2 separate regions of the Homo sapiens genome follow, and region 1 is linked to region 2. A link is an interaction called in ENCODE POLR2A ChIA-PET data of the cell type or tissue named here. Cell type or tissue: GM12878. All regions are shown on one strand. Each heading gives the region's core, and the rest is flanking DNA. Links, peaks and the distances in the headings are about the cores only.

Region 1 (2,908 bases), core at 142-2,641, 190 kb before region 2:
TGGGAAGATTTCCTGAGCCCAAGAGTTCAAGACCGGCCTGGGCAATATGGCAAGACCCCATCTCTTCACACATTTAAAAAATTAGCCGAAGAGGGCTGGGCACAGTGGCTCACGCCTGTAATTCAAGCACTTTGGGAGGCCGAGGCACGTGGATCACAAGGTCAAGAGTTCAAGACCAACCTGGCCAACATGGTGAAACCCCATTTCTACTAAAAATACAAAACAATTAGCCACGCGTTAAGCAGGTGCCTGTAATCCCAGCCACTCGGGAAGATGAGGCAGAGAACTGCTTGAACCCAGGAGGCGAAAGCTGCAGTGAGCCAAGATCCAGCCACTGCTCTCCAGCATGGGAGAAAGAGCAAGACCCTGTCTCAAAAAAATAAAAATAAAAAATAAATTAGCCAGGCATGGTGGGCACACCTGTAGTCCCAGCTACCCAGGACGCAGAGGTGGGAGGATTGCTTGAGCCCAGGAGGTGAGGGCTGCAGTGAGGTGTGTCTGCTACTGCACACCAGCTTGGGCAAGAGTGAGACCACATCTCAAAACATTAAGAGTACACATGTAAAAAGATTTATGCTCGACCGGGCGCGGTGGCTCACGCCTGTAATCCCAGCACTTTGGGAGGCCAAGGCGGGCAGATCACAACGTCAGGAGATCAAGACCATCCTGGCTAACACGGTGAAACCCTGTCTCTACTAAAAATACAAAAAAAATTAGCCAGGCATGGTGGCAGGCACCTGTACTCCCAGCTACTCAGGAGGCTGAGGCAGGATAATGGAGTGTATTTTGTATTTTGAGGGTTTCACCAGGCTGGTCTTGAACTCCTGACATTATGATCCATCCGCTTCAGCCTCCCAAAGTGCTGGGATTAAAGGAGTGAGCCACTGCGCCCAGCCCAGAGTTTTTCTCTTGTTGCTCAGGCTGGAGTGCAATGGCGCTATCTCGGCTCACTGCAACCTCCGCCTCCCGGGTTCAAGAGATTCTCCTGCCTCCGCCTCCTGGGAGTAGCTGGGATTAGAGGCATGCGCCACGAAGCCTGGCTAATTTTTTTTTGTATTTTTAGTAGAGACGGGTTTCTCCATGTTGGTCAGGCTGGTCCTGAACTCCCAACCACAGATGATCTGCCTGCCTTGGCCTCCCAAAGAAATTTTTTTTAAAATCAGTTTCAGGTTTGTTTTTTCTTTTTAGAGGAGTCTCCCTATGTTGCCCTGGCTGCCTTGCAGTGGCTATTCACAGGCATGACCATAACACTCCTTGGCTGAAGCTCACCCTCTACTGCACTCCACCCTGGGTGACAGGGAAAGACTCTGTCTCAAAAAAAAAAAAAAAAAAAGTAAAGATAAAATGAATACAGAAATGTTGGCAGCATTCTGAAACCAGAAAAGTTAAAGGTTAAGAAAAAATCTGCAGCAATAAGATAAAGGCATTAAGACCATGTTAATGATGTGCAGTTATTCATTGTTGAGAAGATGAAAATCTACCAGCAACTGGTCTAGAGGAAAACACCAAGGTCCCCTGTGATCAGTCCCCCAGGCCTCCCAACTACATGCCTCAAAAGTCATCTACTGAAAAGGTACACAACGAAAAAGTACACCATACTGCAATTTACTAAGTTCCCAGAGCTTCTTATCCAGCCATTTATAAAGCTCTAGTCCCAAATATCAGTGGTCCCCAACCTTTGTGGCACCAGGGACCAGTTTCGTGGAAGACAATTTTTCCACAGACCAGTATGGGTGCATGGCCTGGGCACTGGGGACCCCTGCATGTATCAAAGAGTTAAAAACAAAGTAGGTTTTTCAGAGGGTGGGGGAGGAGGGAAGGAAGGAAGACGGAGGATGCAGGTGGCCTGCTCCTGAATTTAATGGCTCCTATCCCAATACTAGTTCCATTACCTGTTACCTGCAAAATATACTCAGCCTACATTCCATTCTGTCTTCTTCATACATTAAAGACAACACTATTCAGAGAGAAGCTGAGCCAAAAGACTGCTATAATCCCAGCACTTTAGGAGGCCAAGGCAGGAGGACTTCTTGAGCCCAGCTGAAAGACCAGCCTGGGCAACACAGAGACCCCCAGTCTCCACAAAAAAGGGGGAAAAAAAGAAAAGAAAGCCTCAAGCAGTCTGGACTGACGTTTACACACAAGAAACTCCTTCCGAAGTGGAAGGAGTACCAGCTTTGCAGGGCACCAGCCTTGGCAGAATACCAGTGACATTTCAAATGTGTTGTCACTTTTCCTCAAGTACTGGATCCTTATCTGTAAAATGGGTAGTACTTTGCATGGCTGTTTGGATAACAAGTGAAAGAAATAGCCAATAAACAGTAGATGATATTATTATTACAGGGTTTCATCACAATGAAACACTTTAAAGAGGTTTTTCAATTTGTTAGTACCATTTTACACCAGTAGTCAGTGAAGAAACACTGAGCTTTCTACAGTCTTTAACATGGGACACCCAGCAACTGATACAGTACCCTGCATATACCAGACACCATTGGTGCTAATTAATTTAAACTAACTCTTAATTACACATAGGAACAGAGTAACTCCGAAAGCAATCATACATTCACTAGAATATAAAGTCCTTGAAAAGATCTTTTGTCTATTTTGTTCACTGATGAATCCCAAGTGTCTAAAGTGTCTAGAACAGTGCCTGGTACATAGTCGGCATTCAGTAAGTATTTGTCAAATGAGTTTGGGAACTTGTTTTTTAGTACTTTAATACTTTGATTAAGGCTTTTCAAAAGACAATAATCTTGACACTCAAGGACAACTTTTACTCTTCATATACCAGCCTATACAGAGGTACCTCTCCTCACTCTAAAAGTAACTACATGAGCCAGGCACGGTGGCTCACGCCTATAATCCCAGCTCTCTGGGAGGCCAAGGCAGGCGGATCACCTGAGGC
Region 2 (2,908 bases), core at 102-2,601:
GCTGTTGCGGGAATTGGGAGAGAGTTCCGGGCTAAATCTTAGCACATGTCAGGCTCTGCTGGCCCAGAGGTGGGAAAGGAATCCCAGCAACACATGAGCTGGTCCCACATCAGAGACTGTGGATGATGATGTTTGAGTTTCAGTTTTTGGGTCAAGGCCTGAGCCAGAGAAGAAGGAACCACTGTGGTTCCTTTTATGTTTCTGGGGCTTCTTGGAAAAAGATACAGGTTTCATTTTAGCCAGGGCTGGAGAAAGCTATGGCCAGAGCTGGGCGCACTGAGGCTCTGGATGGGCCCGTCTGGTGTATTCTGGACTCAGTCACCCATGTTGCTGCCCGTGATGAGGGCAACTGGAACTTCCGCATTTAGCTTCAGGCAGCCAGAACCTACCCATCCTTCCCAGTGAGCAGCCAGGGCCAGCCCCAGGACTCGGCTGTAGTGGCCCCTGAGGCCATAATGAGCTGCACAGGTGCCTGACCCTGGCTGGGGGAACTGACTTCGTGTTGAATGCCAAGGCTTGTGAGCACCCAACTGTCTGCCCACTGACCTGCTTCCCACGAGGTATGGCCTTTCCCTGAAACACCCAGCAGAAACCCTGGTACCTGTCCCCTGAAGCAGGAAGATGAGCCCTTCTGGGACAGGCTGACCCTGCCTCAGAGTCTCAGTCCCACCAGCAACCTCCCCCCGGCCATTCCCACACCCTCGCCCACCAGGCCACCTGCGGCTTCCAGGACTTACACGGCAGCGTACAGGCCCCCGACAGCGGAGTGGATGAATCCTCGCACGATTGTGTGCAGGATGAAGGAGAGGATCTGGGGGAGGAAAAGGCGACTGTGGGCATAAGGCCTTAAGGGACCGTCCCCTCAGCCCCCGCCCTCCAATTCCTGGGGGCCCTCACCCCAGGGGCAGTGTCAGCCTGGAGTTGGATCAACCCCATCCTCCGGAGCCAATTGTGAATTTTCAGAAATTTTGCAAGCCAGTCGTTAACACAGTCATTTTTTGTTTGTTTGTTTGTTTTGTTTTTTGTTTTGTTTGAGAAGAAGTCTTGCTTTGTCGCCCAGGCTGGAGTGCAGTGGCGTGATCTTGGCTCACTGCAAGCTTCGCCTCCTGGATTCAAGCAATTCTCCTGCCTCAGCCTTCGGAGTAGCTAGGATTACAGGCCCACGCCACCATGCCCGGCTAATTTTTGTATTTTTTAAGCAGAGATGGGGTTTCACCATGTTGGCCCGGCTGGTCTCAAACTCATGACGTTGTGATCCACCCGCCTCAGCCTCCCAAAATGATGGGATTACAGGCATGAGCCACTGCGCCCAGCCTAACCGAGTCATTATTAAAAATTAAATTATAGGCTGGGCAAGGTGGCTCACGCCCGTAATCCCAGTGCTTTGGGAGGCCGAGGAGGTGGATCACCTGAGGTCAGGAGTTCGAAACCAGCCTGGCCAACATGGCGAAACCCTGTCTTTACTAAAAATACAAAAAATTAGCTGGGCGTGGTGGTGGGCACCTGTAATCTCAGCTGCTTGGGAAGTTGAGGCAGGAGAATCGCTTGAACCAAGAGGTGGAGGTTGCAGTGAGCTGAGATCACGGCATTGCACTCCAGCCTGGTGACAAAGTGAGACTCTGTCTCAAAAAAAAAAAATAATAATAATAATAATAATTAAATTATAAGCCGAGAATGGTGGCTCACACCTGTAGTCCCAGCACTTTGGGAGGCTGAGGTGGGTGGATCATATGAGGTCAGGAGTTTGAGATCAGCCTGGCCAACACAGTGAAACCCCATCTTTACTAAAAATACAAAAATTAGCCGGGTGTGGTGGCGGGCGCCTGTATTCCCAGCTACTCAGGAGGGTGAGGCAGGAGAATCGCTTGAACCGGGGAGGCGGAGGTTGCGGTGAGCCGAGATAGCACCACTGCACTCCAGCCTGGGTGACAGAGCTAGACTCTGTCTCAAAAAAAAAAAAATTACATAAATTTATGACTAAATAAATAAATTATATTAAAGTAAAGGTAATGAATACTCAAAACTCTGAAAACTCATCACTTCCTGGCCTGGTGCAGTGGCTCACACCTGTAATCCCCACACTCTGGGAGGCCTGGGAGGATCACTTGAGCCCAGGAGTTCCAGACCAGCCTGGGCAACATGTCAAGACCCCATCTCTGCAAAAAAATATAAAAATTAACTGGGCTTGGTGGTACGTGCCCGTAGTCCCAGCTACTCAGGAGGCTGAGGTGGGAGGATCACCTGAGCTCGGGAAGTCAAGGCTGCAGTGAGCCAAGATCCCACCACTGCACTCGAGCCTGGCTGATGGGAGTGAGACCCTGTCTCAAAAAAAAACAAAATGAACGAACAAAACCATGGAAAACCTCATCCCTTCCTAATTATTTTACTTGGTTCACTAGAGCCTGTGCACGCATCAGGCTTTCCTTTTTTTTTTTTTGGAGACAGAGTCTTGCTGTGTAGCCCAGGCTGGAATGCAGTGGCACGGCTCACTGCAAGCTCCGCCTCCTGGATTCAAGCAATTCTCCTGCCTCAGCCTCCCTAGTAGCTGGGATTACAGGTGCATGCCACCAAGCCCGGCTAATTTTTGTATTTTTTGTAGAGACGGGGTTTCACTAGGCTGGTCTCGAACTCCTGACCTCAGGTGATCCACCCGCGTTGGCCTCCCAAAGTGCTGGGATTACAGGCGTGAGCCACCGTGCCCGGCCAGGCTTTTCACATCTACTGTAGAAATACCACGTGTCACTGTGACTCTCCAGTTCCACAGTCAGTGGCAACACATGGGCAGCTGGAAATCAGCCACGGTGAGTGCATGTGCACCGTGGAAGTCGGCAAACACTAGAACCAGGGCCCTGCTGACAGACGTGTATGGGCACAGCACTGAGCAAGAGGTTGCTGACCACGGCCTCGA

The links. Peaks named below come from ENCODE experiments on the same cell type or tissue, not always from the same donor. Only the 100,000 strongest peaks of a DNase experiment are listed, where the experiment ranks them.
Region 1: POLR2A ChIA-PET joins it to region 2 with 5 read pairs; 2 of 35 experiments call an interaction of 5 or more read pairs at or near these places.

The regions. Positions count from the first base shown.
Region 1 is chr17:1,383,831-1,386,738 of GRCh38, forward strand. The region is part of intron 1 of YWHAE (tyrosine 3-monooxygenase/tryptophan 5-monooxygenase activation protein epsilon); the gene reads right to left. Among named protein-coding and RNA genes, the nearest start is that of YWHAE, 15 kb to the right of the region's middle. In GM12878, for the core only: no CTCF peak of the experiment used is centred there; no DNase peak of the experiment used is centred there.
Region 2 is chr17:1,577,513-1,580,420 of GRCh38, forward strand. It overlaps SLC43A2 (solute carrier family 43 member 2), which reads right to left. Exons shown (of 14, transcript NM_152346.3): 12 at 738-811. Among named protein-coding and RNA genes, the nearest start is that of PITPNA, 16 kb to the left of the region's middle. RefSeq lists enhancers at 1-440, 441-1,251. In GM12878, for the core only: no CTCF peak of the experiment used is centred there; no DNase peak of the experiment used is centred there; H3K27ac peaks cover 507 bases.